Linked DNA regions of Mus musculus: region 2 is linked to region 1. The links are chromatin loops, found by intact Hi-C in ENCODE. Cell type or tissue: heart. All regions are shown on one strand. Links, peaks and the distances in the headings refer to the core of each region. The heading gives the core; the rest is flanking DNA.

What was found. A loop is a pair of places that touch in the nucleus more often than their neighbours do. Peaks named below come from ENCODE experiments on the same cell type or tissue, not always from the same donor. Only the 100,000 strongest peaks of a DNase experiment are listed, where the experiment ranks them.
Region 2: it touches region 1 in a loop (4-fold over the local background); 28 of 42 quality-filtered maps call a loop at or near these places.

What each region holds. Positions count from the first base shown.
Region 1 is chr8:88,358,843-88,368,725 of GRCm38, forward strand. Brd7 (bromodomain containing 7) reads right to left here and starts at 3,330. Exons shown (of 17, transcript NM_012047.3): 1 at 3,064-3,330; 2 at 2,660-2,868. The coding sequence starts at 3,112. In heart, for the core only: CTCF peaks have their summits at 1,360 (motif pointing left) and 3,404 (motif pointing left); DNase peaks (open chromatin) are centred at 3,129, 3,359 and 4,219; H3K4me3 peaks cover 3,143 bases; H3K27ac peaks cover 2,072 bases; H3K27me3 peaks cover 367 bases.
Region 2 is chr8:88,261,111-88,271,065 of GRCm38, forward strand. It overlaps a transcript of Tent4b not described here. Among named protein-coding and RNA genes, the nearest start is that of Adcy7, 28 kb to the right of the region's middle. In heart, for the core only: a CTCF peak has its summit at 8,191; a DNase peak (open chromatin) is centred at 5,221; H3K27me3 peaks cover 1,272 bases.

The sequences.
Region 1 (9,883 bases), core at 1-8,000:
GATGTATGTATGTACGTATGTATGTATGTATGTATGTATGTGCCTAGGTATGTGCATGGACACCACATGGATGCAGTGCACTGAAGGCCAGAAGAGGGCATCAGAAATCCTGGAACTGGAGTTAGAGGCGGTTGTGAGCTGCATGCGATGAGGGCTGGGAACAGAGCACAGGTCCCTTTGAAGAGCAAGTGCCTCTTAACAGCTCTCCAGTCCAAATCTGAAATTTTATTTATAAACTCGGTGCTGCAATGAAACCAGTAAAGCTAAACTACATGCTGGGATGAAGAATGTGAGACACAAACACTCATGAAAGGGAGACCAGCAGTAGATAAATGTTTACAAATCCATGTAAAGACGAAAAAGACATCACAGAGAGGATGTGAAACCTAGCACAGGCTCCCAAACTCAGGACTGATGAGCTTCAAAACTAAAGGGCAGGGCTAGAGAGGTCCAGCAGCAATTAAGAGGACTGGCTGCTCTCCTAGAGGACCTGGGTTTGATTCACAGAGTGGCTCACAACTCCAGAACCATAGGATTTAAGGCCTTCTTTTCACTTCTAATGGGCACCAGGCATTCAGTGGCATACGGATGTACACACAGCAAAACACCCATCCACATTAAAAAATAAAATAAAGATTTGAAAGATAAGTCTCTCTAATGGGCAAAATTTAAATGTATGAACAAGTTGCTATAAAAATGTGGAGTAATAAGACACTGATGCTTTCTAGACCTGTGCTTCTCAACCTTCCAGTGACCCCAGCACAGTTCCTCATACTGTGCTGACCCCAGCCACTGAAATTATTTTGTTGCTACTTCGTAACTGTAACTTTGCTGTTACTGCTAGGTGACCTCTGTGAAAGGGTCACTCTACCCCAAAAGGGGTTGAGACCACAGGCTGGGGACCAGGTGGCTGGCTGGTCAGGAACCCCAGAGTTACTGACCTAAAGGTACAAAGTAGAGCCTGAGAACAGACTGCCAAGCAGTGACCACCAAAGCAACACCCACGTGACCTGGAAACTTTTAAGATGTACATTCTTGAGCTCAGAAGATAAAGTTGAGTTCTCTCCTAAACAACACAAAAAACTAAGACAGAGAATAAAAACATTAGAGGGAAGAAAGTGATCAGAGAGGTACTCCAGTCACTAAACACCTGAGTTGAAAGCACAGCATCTACTGTAAAGTGACGATGCAGGAGAGAGGCAATCCCAAAGTTCCAAGAAAGCAAATGCTGGTCACAGGCTAAATCAGGGCGCTGACCAGCAGCCAGAAAAGACATAAAGTCTGCTGAATTGGTGCCTACATTGGACAGCTTACAGCTGCCTGTAACTCCAGCTCTAAGGAATTTGACACCCCCTTCTGGGCTCCACAAGTACCTACATGCACTTAACCCCATGTCCTAAATTTTAAAATTCTGAGAGAAAATATCTTTCAATTTAAATTTCTGTTCTGACTCAAACTCTGTATCTGTATGAGAAGTCTACCCAAGGGCAAGGATTTTTAAATATGAAAAGCATACCAAAATCTACCTGTTCAAAGTTTTTCTTAGGCTTCTCAGCCAGCGATGGTGGCCCACATGCATAATCCCAGCAAAAGGAAAACCAGAATGACGGACATACACTGAGTTCTAGGCCAGCTGCATACCTGATGCCCAAATACCCACGAATATAATCAAGACAAGCCTTGTCGAACTCATAGGTAAAACAATTTACATGTTCACTTTCAAAACTCTCAGTTAAAACAAAGACTCATGCCTGTGTGCTTTTGTAATTTAGGAAATGAAAATATAAGCCAGCCTGACCCAAGACTGTGACTATTGCCATAGTCAAGCTAAAGGTCATAAAATTCTGGGCAAAAAAGAATAAATTTAAAACATTCCTCCCCCCCCCCCCAATAATTTAAGACATTTTAAAGAGACAATCTCTAAGGCTTGGCCACTCATCAATGACTGTATAAAGCAAAGAAAAACTCTAAAACTAAGCCTCAGAAAGGATGACTTTCAAAAAGTACTAACGCATTTTAGTAAGCACTTGAGGGCAGGCAGCTAACATTTTGGAAGGGCAGAATTCTAGGGCAATTCCAGATATGGGTGGACTCACCTTTGAGAAGAAAGTTAACCCGCACTATTCAACCTACCTGGCAAATCAAGACATTAGCTACTTACTCTTTTCTAGTTAATGAAAACGGTTGCTTATTTTGTATTAAGCAGCACAGGTTGGCCGCAGTCTCCTGCGCGCTGAGATCACAGGCACGTGCCATCACGCCGCGCCAGCTCCATTTGTCATTAAAATAACTTATTTCAGGAGAACACTTGGGACACCTGTAGATCGCCTTCACTTCTGAAGAACAGCTACGTTTGACAAACCTCCCAGGCTTTCCGGTGAGTGACTTCTCACCCTTCCAAGACAATTATAAAAAAAACAGCCTTTGAAGGAGTCACGGAAGACCAGGACTCGGCTGCTTACAGGATGTGTGGGGACAGCACGGGTGCTCGAGAGGACACTTGGGACAAGACTTGCTGAGCGCCCAGGTGACCCAGGCTTCTGGTCTGTCTCACTCCTCCACAAAGCCAGACTTCCCAGACGTCTGGGTGTCGCACTGGAACAGGCTAAGGAGGCTGGGAACTGGAGCCCGGGGCCATAAGCAACAAAGCCCCCTTTACCTTGACTCTTCTCCGTTTTCTCCCCTTCTCTTCCCCCGGAGCCTGCTTCTCGCCTTTCTTCCTCTTTTTCCGTTTTCTGTCCTTGTGTTTGTCATGGTCGCTTCTGTCTTCGAAGAGGCTGGAGTCGTGCCCGGAGCTGCCCGTGGAGAGCTCGGTGACCTCGCTCCCCCCGACTTTGAGGACCAGCTTCAGGGGCTTCTCCACGTACTCTGAAACAAGAGCAGGACGCGGGGCTGAGCCGGGGCCGGCCGAGGGCGGGCGCCCCACCTCCCAGCGCCCCACGAACCCCCGCCGGGACCGGCAGGCCCGAGTCGAACGCCGCCCCGCCGGGGGCGATCTCCGCGGGTCGGGGCCTTGCGGGCAGGGGACGGCGCGGCTCCGCAGGCAGGCCAGCCGCTCCTCACCCTCGTAGAAGTGGCGGTCCGACTTGTGCTTCTTGTGCTTCTTGCCCATGTCCGACCGGGCCCCAGAGCCCGCCCCCCGCGCCAGGCCCAGGCCGTGCGGCGCCGCTTCCGGTCCGGGCCAGGCGAGCGGAGGGCGGGAGCGGGGCCCGCGAGAGCCCGCGCCGCGAGGCAGGGGGACGGCACGCGCCCGGCGGCGCGAGGTCCCTCACGAGAAAAAAAAAAAACCACGCGCGGGACGCGACCGAAGCGCGACACCAGTGGCGAGAGGGCGAGAGGCCGGCAAACCAGCGGGAAAGAGAGGCCGCCGAGCGGACGGGATGCGGTCTGCGGCGCGTGGCGGCCCCTGGCGGCCGGAGGCGGCGCTGCAGCCTGTGGTGGAGGGCGGGGCTGCGGCTGGGGGGCGGGCTCAGAGGCGGGGCCTGTCTTGACTTTCTTTTTCCATCCCCGACGCTCTTCCCTGCTTTCCTGAATCCTTTTAACTTTCCTTGGCTTTTGTTTCTTGTCTTTAGCAATATTATTGAACTCCATCTGTACAGGATCGGGCAGACCCAAGAATATGGGTCCTGCCAAGCCTAACGATCTCCGTTCGCTCTCCAGGTTCCACATGAAGGAGAGAATCGACTCCTGAAAGTTGTCCTCTAATGTTTACATTTATATATATTCTTGCACAAATAAATAAATGCATACAGAAAAAAACCAAAACAAAACAAAAACAAAGGCTTGTTCATGATAGAATAAAGCCTCCAAGATGTTAACTAAATGAAACGCACCAAGTGTGCAGCAGTGTTGTTCAAAAGTGAGACCGGAAGTGAAGGTGTGGTCTGGATTCAAAGGCTGGAAACAGTACTGCTTACTTTATTTCAGGTGACCAGGACGGTATAGGGGTGGATTCTTTTACTTTTATGCTTTTCTTTGTGGTTTAAAAAACAATTTATATGCTAAAGTAACTGGAAAGAAAAGGAAGCTAAGGGTCTAGAAATTAGCTAGAACTTGCCTCCGAAAAGGTGGTGGGGTTGCAGCTATTGGCTCCCCAGGGAGGCACAGGCTGCCTGCTGTTTTGTCTGCTTCTCACCCCCATCAGTGCCGTTCCTGTTCTCTTATCTCTGGATGCCCAGCCCTTCTGGGCAGTGGCTCACTGACAATTTTGTCTACTGGCACTTACCCAGATGGGCCACGTTAAGATCTGCTTGTGCTGGGTGTGATGGTGCATGCATGCATGGCTGTGCTGGCCTATCCCGGCCCTCAGGTTGAGGCAGGAGGACTGAATCCCAGACTAGCCAGGGCTACATAGTAACATGCTATCTAAAAATAGAGCTCACTGTTGCATGTGCAGAGATGTCTAGGGAAATAAAGTGCACGCTCTCTCTCTCTCTCTCTGTGTGTGTGTGTGTGAGACAACTTTACAAAATAGCAAGAGCAGGTAATATTCATATTCCCATTTTATAGAGGAGGAAATGGATGCCCAAAGAAATAAGATAGGGGTCAGATGTAGAATCAGTATTCAAATCCAGGCTTGAACTGGAGTCACAATCCTTTTCATTAGTTAGTACACACAGTGCAAAGTGTCTTTACTGCACTTTTAGCCTTCTAGTGGCCTATACATTTTATAAAAATCTCATTTTTTCCTCAAGAAAGAATCTAACCGATCCTTTCTACTGTACTCAGAAGTGGACTTGAGAGTGGAGAGAAGATGCAGGAGTTAAGAACACTTGCTGCTCTTCCAGAAGACCTGGGTTCGGTTCCCAGTACTTACCCCCATCCACCAGCTCACAGCACCTGTAATTCCAATTTCAGGGTGTCTCCTGGCTCTTTAGGCACCTGTGTTCATTTAGTGCACATAGATCCATGCAGCCACACGCACACACATAAATTAAAACAACAACAACAACAAAAACCAACAACAAGTTGGACTCTTGGATGGCTTTTTCCTGGAAGGTTTGTTGTTTATCTTTGTGTGTGGTATGCTAGGTGTGTAAACCCCTGTAGGGAACCTCGAAGTCAGCTCAAGACACTCCAAGGCCAAATTCTCAGCACAAAGATTTACTTGCTTTAGAGGTACAAAGGTCAGGGACTGAGAGACAAAGACAGGAGATAGAGGACACGGAGAAGGGGACAGGAACAAGGGAGAGGAGTAAGGGGTATTTGCCCTTGACAAAGGACTGCCTCTGGATACAAAGGAGACAGACAGTGCTCTTAGGTAAAAGGAGAAAACTGTGTGTTAAGATGAGGTGTTTAATTTTGATTGTGCATGTTAATTAGGTGAGCCAAAGGGGGCTTTTGATGGCTGGACTTCAATACTTTGATAGCTGGACCTTGGTAGGCAATCTCAGGAGGAGGAATTAGCCAAACAAGGGAATAGACCTTGGTGGCTAGCTTTATATATTTAATCTAATGGTTTTGAGCAAGGTAGAGGGAATGGGGAGAAGGACAGGGCCTGTTAGAGCCATGCTTGCCACACTCGAGCTGGCCAGAGTCCCTTTACCGCCACATTTTAGGTAGTGCCGAGCTACCCCTAGACCTGTAGCTTAGCCTTGAATTCCAGTGTTGAGATGATAGGATGATATTTTAGGACCCTGCCATTTGCAAGTGATAGGAAACTGAATTTGAGCTGGGCATAAGGCTCTCATGTTTAATCCAGTACTTGGGAGGCAGGGGCAGGGGAAGGCAGAGGCAGAGGCAGAGGCAGAGGCAGAGGCAGAGGCAGAGGCAGAGGCAGAGGCAGAGGCAGAGGCAGAGGCAGAGGCAGAGGCAGAGGCAGAGGCAGAGGCAGAGGCAGAGGCAGAGGCAGAGGCAGAGGCAGAGGCAGAGGCAGAGGCAGAGGCAGAGGCAGAGGCAGAGGCAGAGGATCTTTGCGAGTTTGAGACCAGCTTGGCTTACAAAGAGTTCCAGGCCAGTCAGGGCTGTTGCCCTGTCTCGATAAACCAAGAGGAGGAGGAGGAAGTGGAAGAGGAGGGAAATGTGGGGGAGGAGGAAGAGGAAGAAGAGGAGGCAGAGGAGGAGAAGGAACAAGAAGAAAAAGAGAGAGAGAGAGAGAGAGAGAGAGAGAGAGAGAGAGAGAGAGAGAAAGGAAGGAAGGAAGAAAGAAAGGAAGGAAGGAAGGAAGAAAGACAGACTCAATGTGAATTATTTCAAGTCAATAAAAAGGAGATTTACCAGTTTACTTGTCTCAAAGGGGAGAGTGGTAAACAAGAATTTGGTGCTATTGGTCCCTACCACACCTTCTCAAGCTTCTATCCACTCCTACCCCATATAGTTGGAAACATGACCACCAGCTGTCGCTAGGATTTTTATGTGTCCTGACAGCGGGGGGGGGGGGGGGAAGGTCTCAGCTTCACCCGGAAAAATCTCAGTGGATGATGTTGGTTGGCTCACTTGAGACATCTAATTTGTAGGTGATTTGGTCCAGCCTGGGTACCAGGTGACCAAAAGGAAGAAAATCTGGGACTGGGCCCGGGAAAATGAGGCTCCTCTAGTAAAGGTAGCTACGTTTTCACAGAAGCCAACTTTGACTCTGTTGCCTTTGTGCTACAACCTCTTTGTGAGGTTGAAGACTCAGGCTGTGTGGGCAAAGGAACTCTGCTGTAGTGAATTCAAGTCCCCAGGACCCTCTAAAGCAGGGGGTCTCAGCCTTCCCAATGCTATGATTCCTTACTCCAGTTCCCCATGGTGTAGTGACCCCCCCAACCGTAAATTATTTTCATTGCTACCTCATAACTGTAATTTTGTTACTGTTATGAAATTGTCATGTGATACCTTTGTTTCTGATGGTCTTAGGTGACCCCTGTGAAAAAGTCAATTCAACCCCAAAAGGATTGAGACCCACAGGTTGAGAGCTGCTGCTCTACTGCTGCAGCTTTTCAGTGGTTGGGTGCAGGGCTTTCTGTTTGAAGACAAGTCTCTGAGCCAGTCACCTGTGGCATGCCTCCTTCCTCCAGGCTGGACTTGGCTTTCCTGCCTGTGCCTGGCCCTGTGTGCTCTCTAAGGGCAGGGATAATTCTGTTCTCTTGGAACATATGGGGCAAGTCAACCACTACTCACTCTCCCAATGCTTCTTAGCGGTCTCGCTCTCTCTCCTCTGCCCTCACCCCTGTATGCCCTGTGATGGAGAAAGAGGACCTGCTTGCTTCATTTATATTTCAGGGTTAGTAGCTTCTGCCTTTAAGAATGACCCTCCAACAGCTGTTGAGGAAACTAAGAGCATGCAGCAGAAGTCTCTGCTTACAAAACTTTTCTGTAAGAACTCCAAGTCATCCACTTTTAAATTCCTAGCTCAAATCCTGTACCTGGCACATGCCATTTGTGCGTCAAATTGATTTTTTTTTCTGCTTGGGACATTCAGATAAGACCTAAGCCCTGGCCAATACCTCAATCATAGTCTTGGACAGACACATATGCAAAGAACCCAGCCTAGCTGCGTCCAGACTCCAGACTCAAAGAAACTTATATTTACTTGAGCCGCTAAGTTTGGGATATAGTAGGATATGAGTTTGGTATAAGTTTGCTATGTAGTAGGCAGTTAAAGTAATATGTCCAGTGGGGACGCTCCATGCTTGCTCTGCATTTGCAAAACAAATTAAAAGAACATGGACGTACTGAATTGTTGCACACAAGATTGTTTCCTATCCTTATTCTGACTTGGCAGAAGGAATGATAGTTCATCTCTATTTAATAGGTGGAGACACTGAGGCCTGGTAAGTCAGGTGACTTATCCCAGGTCACATGACTTGCTGGCCTGAGACTTGAGTCATGCCTACCTTTCCCCCAAGTTCTACTTTTTAACCTATATGCCACGTGGCTCTTTATAGACAGGTCCACCTTGGGTTCTACATGTTTGCAATAGAGTCAGCCTCCATTAAGACCAGGAAGAGGATACATATTGCCAGTGTACACCTGCTAAACAGCAGTGGAAAGTAGTGTAAGGAGCAGAAGGTGTGGCTGCTATTCAGACTTTTGTAGGTCCTGTCGACAAGGACAATGTTAGAAGGACCTGTGTTAGAAGGTGACTGTTTCCTCCCTGGAATAGTTCTGTGATGTCAGAAAGTCAGATTTTGTGACATCTAATGGTATATCTGTGACCCTAATCTGCTTGAAAGGGAAGTTTCCTGGAGAGAGTGGAGATGGAGAACTATCTCACAGAAGAGCAAGGGTTCAGCTCTGGGAGAGGCTCAGGCTGGCTCTGGGCTTTTATTAATGCCCTGATCTCAGCTTTCATCTCTTGCCTTGGCTGCTTCCTTGGAGATGGCTGGCCTCTGGGATCCATCATTGGAAGCAGAGGGTTGCCTTCTTTACCCCAGTGATCTGAGCTGGCCAGATTCCTAGTCACTGCCTTGACTCTTTGGCATCTGCTGTGTTCTGAAAGTTAACCCAGAGGCTGACTTAGTGACCTTGCAGCAACTCCAGAGTATTGTTTAACAGTGGCCTCCAAAATTGAAACAGTCTATCCTCCAGGGAAACTCTTAAAACACAAAGGTAAACATCTCAGCATAGCTTCAGGAAGTCCCTGAAACTGACTAAATTCACTAGGCTCCTCCCTACCAGAGTAAGCAATAAAAGATGAGAGTTCTGCCCAAACAGAAGAAGGCCAAGCTGCGAAAAAAGATTCAGACAAATCAAGCTACACAGAAGACTCTGACATCAGACAAGGCTGCTCAGAAGAAACAGAAACCAGCCAAGGAGCCTGGGTTAAGATTAGTAACAAAGGAGACCCTCCAACCTGTTGAGCTGCCTGCAAGCTATGCTCCAGATTCCCAGCTTTGTGAGCTGTCACATGCTGGAGTGGGCTTTGGTGATGCATCTGTCTTTGAGTCATTTCTGCACCTGTAGTAACTCTTCATCCATATTCCTGTTGTTAACCCCAATTAAACTAATTAGGTCCCCAAGTTAGACTTTTGTGGTATCCATATTTTGATCTGTTGTGGGCTTCCTATCTAGGGTGAGTAGATGTATGTGTTATATCTTCCCTAGGAAAAGTTTGTCACACAACACAGGAGGACAGTACCTATGTCCATCTTGAGGAGGGTGGGGCTGGGCACAGTATAGGCAGTACCTCGTGAAAGACATCTAGATGGGACTGACTACAGGTCTTCTTTGTATTGAGAATACCTTGTTGTGACTGTGACAAACAGGGCTGGGCTGTAGTTCTGTAATAGAGTGGTGTCCAGAATGGACAAACCTCCGAGCTTCATCCCAGCACTGGGAAAAAGTACTGACCAGCAGTTATTGGTTAGCTGACTAGTTGGTGAGAGTTAGCATTGAGTCCCAAGCCAGGGAAACCCTACAGTAGTTCTGGGGAGAGACAGCTGTCCCAAGGCCAGGGTTCATACTTACCAGTTTTGTGACGTTGAGCACATCCCAAGGGGCTCTCTCATTCAGGCCCTCTCTGTCTCCTTCAGTCAGACTTGGTACAACAATATGATGGGTAAAGGGGTTCTGTCCAGAGCATGGCAGGCATGGATCTGGCAAGCTTTGCCCTTCTCCCTGATTTCCTTTGCCTTGCTAAAAATTTTCAGTTCAATTCCCAAAGCTGGCTACCAAGGTCTATTCCCTTATTTGGCCAATTCCTCTTCCCGAGACTGACTACCAAGGTCCAGTTATCAAAGTATTGAAGTCCAGCAATCAAAAGCTCCCTTTGGCTCACCTAATTAACATGCCCAATTGAAATTAAACACCTCATCCTAACATGGGGATTCCTCCTTTATTTTTATAAACTGCTATTTTCCTATGGGCCATGTCTGTCTCCTCTCTATCCAGAAGCAGTCCTTTGTCCCTCTCTGGGACAACTATCTCTGCCCCCCCCTTCCTAGTCCTCCATCTCCTGTCT
Region 2 (9,955 bases), core at 734-8,733, 97 kb before region 1:
TAAGAAGTAATTGTTAAGCTATTAGATAAACCCAGTTATCGTTGATAGATGCTGAAATGTTACTTGGCAATCTCCAAGCCCATGAAACAGTTGTTGAGGCGAGCTCATCTGTGGGTCTCTAGCCCTAGCTGTTCTGGGACTCAGAGATCCACCTGCCTCTCCTTCCCACGTGCTAGGTAAAAGGGCGAGCTACAATATCTGGCTTGAAACCATCTTAATGAGAAAGCAGCATCCGCCGGAAGCAGTTAGTGAGCCAAGGCTTGTGTCAGGGTTGCTCTTTAAGCTCGGCCTGTTACAGTTGTAATTTCTATGAGGTAGCAGTTCATCTAGTGGGGTGCTGAGAAGGTGCGGGGCGCCTGGGAACAGGGCTCCTTAAGAGTATTGTCATTTTGTCTCTTCGGAACTTCAAGAGCTCCAGAGTGATTTCCTGCTCCTGTATCAAATTGCCTGTAGGTAGAATAAGTGGAAAAGAGCCCTCTCAGTATTTCACATAGCTCAGACCTGGGAGCTTCTCTGTGGAAGTCAGCTTTAAGACAGTCTGGTCAAGCCGGGCGGTGGTGGTACACGCCTTTAATCCCAGCACTCGGGAGGCAGAGACAGGCGGATTTCTGAGTTCGAGGCCAGCCTGGTCTACAAAGTGAGTTCCAGAACAGCCAGGGCTATACAGAGAAACCCTGTCTCGAAACGCCAAAAAAAAAAAAAAGACAGTCTGGTCAGTTAACCGATTGCTTAGTTTACTCTAATCAGAGGCTTGTTTTGAGTAAGTATTTGACCTACTAAAGGTTTGCCCTTAATCCCTGGTCCAAAAGAGGCAACCGAGAGAGGGGCAGCAGAGGGGGCCTCAGCTGGCTGTCCTGGGAGTGTGAGGCCTAAGAATGTCCTCAACTTTGTGGGGATGGAACAAGAAATCATGTATTGTAGTGAATCTGTTTGATAGTTTTACATTTCAATTGGGTTCTTTTTTTTCTTTTTTTAAATAGGGAAATGGGTTTATCTGTAGTCTGAGCCAGACTGACATTCCTGTCCCTTGTCACTCCCTCAGCTGTGTGTTCCTGCAGCGTCCCTGATGGAGAGGGCCTCTGTTACGGAGTCTCGAGGAACTTTACATTAAAAGTGCTTTGGGGATGGTGGGGCTCAGAGTGGCTGTTCCTGGGTTGGGGTGGGAGCTTGGAGAAGCACTACAGCCAGTACCCATTGGGGTGTGGAGCTCGCCTCAGTACCCAGACTTGAGTCATCATTCTCATTCTTGGACTGGAGCGCAAACTCATTTTCCTCTTTCCCTGGGTTCCATGCCATTTACAGCTGTACAGTTTAGCCTCTTAGATTTTCACTATGAAACTTGGTCGCTAGGTTTAGTCTCTGGCTTTGTTTGTTTGTTTGTTTGTTTGTTTTCGAGACAGGGTTTCTCTGTGTAGCCCTGGCTGTCCTGGCACTCACTTTGTAGACCAGGCTGGCCTCGAACTCAGAAATCCGCCTGCCTCTGCCTCCCAAGTGCTGGGATTAAAGGCATGCGCCACCACGGCCGGCTCTAGTCTCTGGCTTTTAAGATTCCCTGTTACATTACACTGAGGTTTCCAAATCTTTGAAAGTTCAGCAATCCTGTGACTCTCCACACTTCGCATTGCTAGGGAGCGCTGCTGCTTCCATGTGTATCGTTAAAGGGGGGAAGGAACAGTAGCGACCGGTGCTGGTTTTGGACACAGTGGGGAAGACCACTGAGGTCAACACTCCTCTCTGGTAGCACATCCTATAGACTTGCTTATAAGTCGGGCGACGTCCACTTGCTTGTGTCTAACCAGCTCTCTGTTTATTTTCTTTGATAGCATTGCCTTCAGTGTTAAGCAACGCAGACGCTCATGAGGTGCTGGAGGTCTGAGCCCTCAACTCTCCAGTCTTGTCTAGTTTCCGCTGCAGAGGCACTAAAGGAATTTACCAGAAAGAGATTTGATACAAATGGTTTATGAAATCTCGACATTTCCTGAGGCCATGTGACTAGCCACCAGTGACGAAAACAGTGAATTTCACACCCGGAAGCTTTTTTTTTTTTTTTTTTTTTTTTTTAAGCTCACAGTGTCTTCAAAGATGTCAGTTGTTTGCCTTGAAAGTTTATAAATTGCTCTTCTATGCACACACACCCCATCCCACGGGGCTCATTATTCACAGTCTGCAGTTCAATAAAGGCTTTGTGCTTTCATTTATCTTAAGAACTGTGGGTATGAGCTTTGTAAAACCGGAATAGCTACTTAAAGAAAACTTCTAAATACGGCAGCATTTAGACAGTGGACATTTCCTTGCTGCTGACGGCAAAACTCCTTTGTTCTTAACAAATGCTGCCAGGGGGAGACATTCCACCACACCCAGGACGAAGCTGGAAACCTTTGGGTATTTGTAGTAGTGGCCCAGCTCTTTGGTTGGGTTGGGTTGGTTTTGGTTGGTTGGTTTGAGATAGGAACTCATGTAGCCCTAACTGATTAAGAACCCATTTCCCAAGTACTGGGATCAAAGGCATGCCCCACCATGCCCAGTTTTATCTTGCTCCTTAAACTTAACAGCTGTAAGGAACTGCATTACTCTGCTGTAGGTTTGGTGGAGCAAGGCTCGGAGCAGTGAGGAAAAGGGCTGTGGATGGGGCTGGATGATGGACGCCTTGTCCAGCATGCTGGAGGTCCAGGGTCCGAACCTCAGTACTACTGGATGGAGGGAAGGTCCGAAATGGTGGTCTGAGAGGCAGGGTTATTGGCTGGTTTTAGGATTGTGCAAGGGAGTGGCTAGGTTGTAGTCCTTTGCCTGCGACCCCACTGAGAAAGCCAAGCTGATTGGTGTCAAGTGGCCCCGCTGTGGATAGACTGGCCAGGAGACGCCAGCTGTGCCTGCAGACTCCTGCTCACTTCTTGAGAGCTCCGGAGAAACAAGAACGCTTTTCGGTAGTATCTGAACAAATTCATAGTAAATGACAGGATGCGCTCATTATAACACAGGGTAGTTCCACCAGTCTACCTAGACACTGAATTTGTGCATGTGTGCTCCATTGTGAAGAAATCCAGGTAAATATCTAAATAGTTTTGATTTTTTTTCCTTTGACTCCCGAGTCCTGCTTAGTCATCCTAGAGCTACATTTTAATACTGTCAGTAGCCTAAGCTAATTTTTGTGCATATTCCCATATCAACATGTTGGGGTGTGGGAGTGCCTCTATCACAGTTGGTCATACAGTACCACAGCTCTCCTGTGGTCTGCACATGTGCAGAAGTAGTCCTTACTGTATATTGTACTGGCCGGTGGCAGTTGCTTTGGTAAATCATTGAGGTAAATGCCCTGACACTAAGACACCAGTGGACTTCCATGCAGTGCCCAGAGCTCTCAGCATACCTTAAACACAGACTTTAGAAAGTTGATAGAATGACACTCCTGAGCCAGGGTTTTGGTTTTTTTCTTGTTTTCAAAAAGATTTATTTTATGTATATTAGTATACTGTCACTCTCTTCAGACACACCAGAAGAGGGCATCAGATCCCATTACTTGTGAACCACCATGTGGTTGCTGGGAACTGAATGCAAGAGCAGTCAGTGCGCTTAACCACTGAGCCAACTCTCCAGCCCTTGAACCAAGTTTTCTAAGAAAGTAAAAATCCCCTTTTTTTACCCACAAGATCTTTCTATGTACACTAGGATGACTTTGAACTCTGGTCTTTCTGCCTTGTTTCCTCATGTCAGGATTATAAGTGTGTACCACACCGGCTTCAGGATTACTTTCTTAGCCAAAGTTGTTTTGGGAAGTTTCTTGTCTTTGTTGTTTGTTGTTGTTGTTGTTGTTGTTGTAAGGCCAGGATCTTAAGTAGCCCAGACTAGCTTCAAACATGGTATATATCCAAAGATGATCTTGTATTTTTGGTTCCCTTGGCTGCCCCTCAAATGCTGGGATGCACCACCACATCCCGATAACTTGTTGCTAGTAATCAAAGCCAGGCCCTTGTGCATAGTAGGCAGACACGCCACAGCTGAGCTAAGTCCCCAGCCTGTCTTTTGGTTCTTCTCCTTAAATGTCACAGTGCAGCAGAGTCATCCCGAACAGCACTCCACTCCCTTTGCCATTTTCCACTTTTAAGGAAAGGAGCCTTGCTTTGGGCAACACTGGGGAGGGGGGAAGGCCAATTCTTTGATCATTTTCTACCATCTGCCTGTTAACACTCCACCTTTTAAACCAGGTGGAGTGTCAATCCCAGCACTCGGGAGACGGTGGTGGTGCACGCCTTTAATCCCAGCACTCGGGAGGTAGAGGCAGGCGAATTTCTGAGTTCGAGGCCAGCCTGGTCTACAGAGTGAGTTTCAGGACAGCCAGGACAGCCAGGGCTATACAGAGAAACCCTGTCTCAAAAAAACAAAACAAAACAAAAAAAAGCACTCCACCTTTTGTTGTTTTGTAGCTCTGCCTGTCCCAGAACTCACCATGTAGACCAGGCTGGCTTTGAACTTACATTTCAGGTTTGGGGTAAGGAGGAAGGGCTCCCCACCAGAACAACTGGATCCCAGTTATTTGAAGTAGACAGGGCCAGAGCTGCTGTGTGGTTTTTGAGGCTAAATTGGGGGGAGGGGGCGGGGACCAAAAGCCATCTGGTGGTGAGGAATTCCACAGTCTTCTGGTGCACAACAGTGTTTGAAAGCTGTTCTCCTCAGGCCACATTCTTGAGTCTTGCGGCTTGAGTCTTTGCTGGCATTCCATAGTGAGCCAGTCTGGGTTGACCAGCTTAACTAAGAGATGCAAGATTTTTGGCTTTTAATTGGGAACATTTTGCCTTTTAAGTAAAATGTTTTAAATTCCTTGTTTGTCTAAGAAGACCATTTTAAAACCAAGGAACTAGGGATCTGAAATAACCCACCTGTGTAAAACACACACTCTGTGTGTGTGTGTGTGTGTGTGTGTGTGTGTGTGTGTGTGTGTGTGTGTGTGTGTGTGTGTGTGTCTGTGTCTGTGTCTGTGTCTGTCTGTGTGACTTAATTTCATTTTATATTGTGTGTACATTTAAAGCCTGTAACATTTAAAGCATTTAAAACCTTTTGGAAGTTGTGGGATTCAGAGGAACTGCCCAAAGGATGGATACAAGTAGATGGTGCCTTTTCTTTCTTTTGTTTCTTTTAAAAAATAAAGGATGTATTTTCGTTTTTCTGTGTGAGCTTTGGCTGGTTTCTGTATGTACTGTGCTCATGCAATGCTCACCGCGGCCAGAAGAGGGCATCAGATCCCCTGGACCTGGAGTGACTGCTGTGAGCCATCTATCTTGAGTTAGGAATCCAGGTCCCCTTCAAGAGCTGTAAGCACTCTTAACCGCTGAGGCATCTCTTCAACCCCTAGAAAGATGTCTTAATGTTTAATGTTAACAATAAAAGAGAAGGAGGAGCTGATTAAAAGCTGAAGTGGCCTCTTGAAATGGAATATCCATTTTCAGAAGATTGACCACTCAGTTTCAGCTTCGTACCTCCAGCTTGCACTTAGGGCGCCAGGAATGTGGCTTTTCTTGAGCACTCTTCAAAGGACCGTAAGGGGGTTGCGCCAGGCCTCTCAGATTAAAATCCACTTCAACACCAAGTGCTTCCAAGTACCAGGCTTAACCTCGTCCCCACAGGCGAGGAGACAGGAAAGACCTGTCTGGAGTGAGGCAGAGAGCAAGGGTCTTGGGCCCTGCCAAGAAGGTGCAAAAAAGCATATATTTGGGGAGAAGGGGAAGGTGTTGTGATGCCAAGGCATTCTGAATGTCTCCCCCAACTTCTAGGGGAGCCACTTCCAAAGTGGTGAGCCACTGCCGCCACTTCTCACGTTTTAGGTTTTGAAATTAAGTGTTGACTTCCCAATACCCTTAAGTCTCTACGCCGGGGCCTCCTCTGAGTAATTTTCCTGAGTGCAGTGGTCACAGTCGCTATGACTCCAAATGGCTGTTCTTATCAGCCATTTGTGCAATACAGTGAGTGGGGCAGGGGACGTGGGTGTTGTACCTGGAATCGCATGCTCTGCGGTGAGCTACACCCTCAGTGTTTTTATTTTTCCAGAAGCGTTAGTTTAGCACCTGAGCCTAAACTCCGTGGGTGTGTGAAACCTTGCAAATCAGCCAGCTGCACCAGGTGTTTTGTCACAGTCGCCGGGTCGCCTGAGGCTTCGGGCAGGTGTGCTTGAAGTGCAGGTGTTTGCTTGCCTGAACATCCCCCTCCTCCCCTGAAGCTTGCCTTCACTTGTGCACACCACAGCTCAGCTCAGTTTCCTGGATTTCCCTCTTGGTAAAGTCTTGGCTGGGTGTCTGCCCATCTCGCTTCCTGTGCGCAGGCTGTAAATGTCTGAAAGAGCTCTGCGTTTGTGTTCAGTTGGAAGTTTTGCTGGATATAGAGTTCTGACTGGGAAACGTCTCTCAGAAGCCGAAAGCATCATTTTCAGTGTCTTTAAGAATCCCAGATTGGAAGCAGAGGCAGGCGGATTTCTGACTTCAACGCCAGCCTGGTCTACAAAGTGAGTTCCAGGACAGCCAGGGCTATAAAAAAAAAAAAAAAAAAAAAAAAAAAAAAAAAAAAAGAATCCCAGATTGGCATGATGGTTTTTCCTCTCAGAACTTTTGGGATTTCCTCCTTTCTGCCACGTTCTGAAACATTACTGTATGGACAGAGAGTCTTCTCTGTTGCAGAGGGAACTTCTCATTACCAGGGTTCCATTGGTGGCTCATAGCCTTCAGACACCTGATTTTTTTTTTTTTTTTTTTTTGGTTTTCCAGACAGGGTTTCTCTGTATAGCCCTGGCTGTCCTGGAACTCACTCTGTAGACCAGGCTGGCGTCCAAGTCAGAAATCTGCCTGCCTCTGCCTCCCAAGTGCTGGGATTAAAGGCGTGTGCCACCACTGCCCGGCGACACCTGAATTCTCATTTACTCCGATCTCTAAGGATTTCCCAGGAATTCCACATTTGTTCAAATATTGGGTGACCTGCACAGAGAGCCTCTATTTGTCTATTTTCCTTCCATATTCATGAAGGTGCGGCCAAGGTTGCTATGGAAATGTTGATAACAGGAACATGGGATGTCTGCTGGGGAAATTTGTAGGCATCCAGTAGGACAGCCCTAGAGATAGCCTATGTGAGCCACAGGAGGCAAGGCTGTAGATATGGGGGCCCCTGAGGCATCTGGAGCCTTAGGATTCACTGTGTGTCTTTTTGGGCTTGGAGCTGTCTTTTGTCCACTCGTGTGGTCATGTTGCCAATGTCCACATTTCTCTTGGCATTCTGGTCTCTGTACTCCCGCCAGAATGGCCTGCTAAGCTCTGCTTACAGCTTGCTTTATCCATCAGCACCAAACCTTTCCAGAAACTGAGTCTGAAGGCTGATGAAACCCGTGGTCAGCTTTACCACACCAGCAGCCCCACTTCTCAGTACCCATCACCTAGACAGACGTGTCACTTTTCTTGTTGCTATGGCCAAGCACCTGACAGAAGCAACTTAGTGGAACAGGGTTGTTGTGGCCCATGACTTCAGTCCGCCAGGCATGGCGGAGGAAACTGCTCACTTGGTGGTGGGGGATCAGGAAGCAGAAAACTCAGGCAAGACTAGAATCAGAGTGGATATAACCTTCAGAGGCTCACCTCCTGTACCTCACTTCTGCCAGGCAGGCCTCACAGACCCGTCTCAAACACGAGCTTGTGGGTGTTTGGTTAACTTTTCTTGAGAAGACAAATTTCTTCTTCTTCCTCTTCTTCTTCTTTCTTCTTCTTCTTCTTCTTCTTCTTCTCCTCCTCCTCCTCCTTCTTTTTTCTTCTTTTCTTCTTTCTTCTTCTTTTCTTCTTTCTTCTTTTTCTTCTTTTCTTCTTCCTCCTCCTCTTCCTCTTCTTCTTCTTCTTCTTCTTCTTCTCCTCCTCCTCCTCCTCCTTTTTTCTTCTTTTCTTCTTTCTTCTTTTTTCTTCTTTTCTTCTTTCTCCTCCTCCTCCTCCTCCTCCTCCTCCTCCTCCTCCTCCTCCTCCTCCTCCTCCTCCTCCTCCTCCTCCTCCTCCTCCTCCTCCTCCTCCTCTTCTTCTTCTTCTTCTTCTTCTTCTTCTTCTTCTTCTTCTTCTTCAAGGTTTATTTATGTGGGGGCTGGAGAGATGGCTTAGCAGTTAAGAGCATCAACTGCTCTTCCAGAGGTCCTGAGTTCAATTCCCAGCAACCACATGGTGGCGCACAACCATCTGTAATGGGATCCGATGCTCTCTTCTGGTGTGTCTGAAGACAGCTATGTGTACTCATATATGTAAAATAAAGACTTATATGTTTGGGTGTTTTGCCTAGATGTATGTATATGCACCATGTGAATGTCTGGTGCCTGCAGACAGTGTCAGATCCCCTGGAATGTGAAGACATCAACAGTTGTGAGCTCTATATGGGTGCTAGGAACTGAACATGGGTCCTTCACAAGAGTCACCAGTACTCTACCCATTGAGCTCTCTCTCCAACTCCAGACATGAACAAGTTCTACTCGTCCCAAATAGAGTGCTAACAACAAGTCCAAAGGAACAACCCTGTCTGGCACAGCCTGGCAAACCACAGGATTACTTACGAGAGTGTGGGTGACCCTCCCCCCGCCCCTAGGCAGTTGCATTATTAAACAGCTGCACAGAGGATTATGTAAAACCTGCATAGACAGGGTTTCCCCATTCAGCCTTCCACCTCCTGACAGCGCTTCCCCAGACCACACAGCCAGGCATATACAGAGCTGTGGTGTGGCTGGGTCTGTGCACCCCATAACTACCGCACTGGGTCTGTGCCCCCCATAACTACAGCACTGGGTCTGTGCCCCCCATAACTACAGCACTGGAGGTGGAGGTGATGGAGACAAATGGACACTTAAGAGTTCAGTGGCCAGCTACTCTAGCCAAACATAAATTCAGGCTCAGTGAGAGACCCTTTCTCTTTTCTTTCTTTTCGCCTCCTCCTCCTTCTTCCTCATCCTCCTGCTGCTCTTGCAGACTACCCAAGTTTGGTTTTCAGAACCCACATGGCAGCTCTCAATCCTAACTTTTGCAGGCACATACATAGATGAGGCGAAACACTCATACACGGACTGGAGAGATGGCTCAGTGGTTAAGAGCACTTGTTGCTCTTTCAAAGGACCAGGGTTCTATTCCCAGAACCCACACAGCAGTTCCAGGAGGCCTGACACCCCTTCTGGCCTCTTCAAGTACTGCATACCCGGTGTACAGATGAACATGCAGGTAACACCCATACACCTGAACTAATTGGGGGCTGGAGAGATGGCTCAGTGGTTAAGAGCATTTGATCTTCCAGAGATCCTGAGTCCAATTCCCAGCAACCACATGGTGGCTCACAACCCATCTGTAGCAGGATCCAATACCCTCTTCTGGAGACAGCTATAGTGTACTCCTATACATAAAATAAACAATTCTTTAAAAAAAAAAATAAGCCTTTTAAAAAAAACCGTAGAAAGTCAAGCACCCCAAGTCCTACTGTGCTGAGTAAGAAACTCAGACCCACCTCCCCCAGTGACTGCCTCCACTGTACTTTTGGGAGACTCTAGTGTTGGTCACTGCTTGAACATAATTACTGACTGGGGTTAGCGTGTCCCATTGGGCTGCCATAGGGATGTCCACAGGAGAGGTAAGGATTGTGACAGTGCCATGTGGGTTGGCGGCGTGTCCTGTTGAGATCCCATTCTCCAGCTCTGATTTCTCGTCTGCTGTCAGACTGGTCACAGGCCTGTGTGATAATGATGTAAAATGACAGAGACCTAAGTCACTGTGTCATTCCCATCCTACCAAAAGAGTGACGGACTCCTTGTAGTCTGCTTAGAAAGGCCAGAGGATATGCCACCTCTGCACCAAGTCACCCCTTCCCCCCACCCCATAGAGTTCTGGGACCAATTAGGAGGGCTCCCTGTATTCCAGCTTCTGTTGATACAGTGGAACTGCTAAGGTTCTGATGGGGGCTGCCATCTGACCAC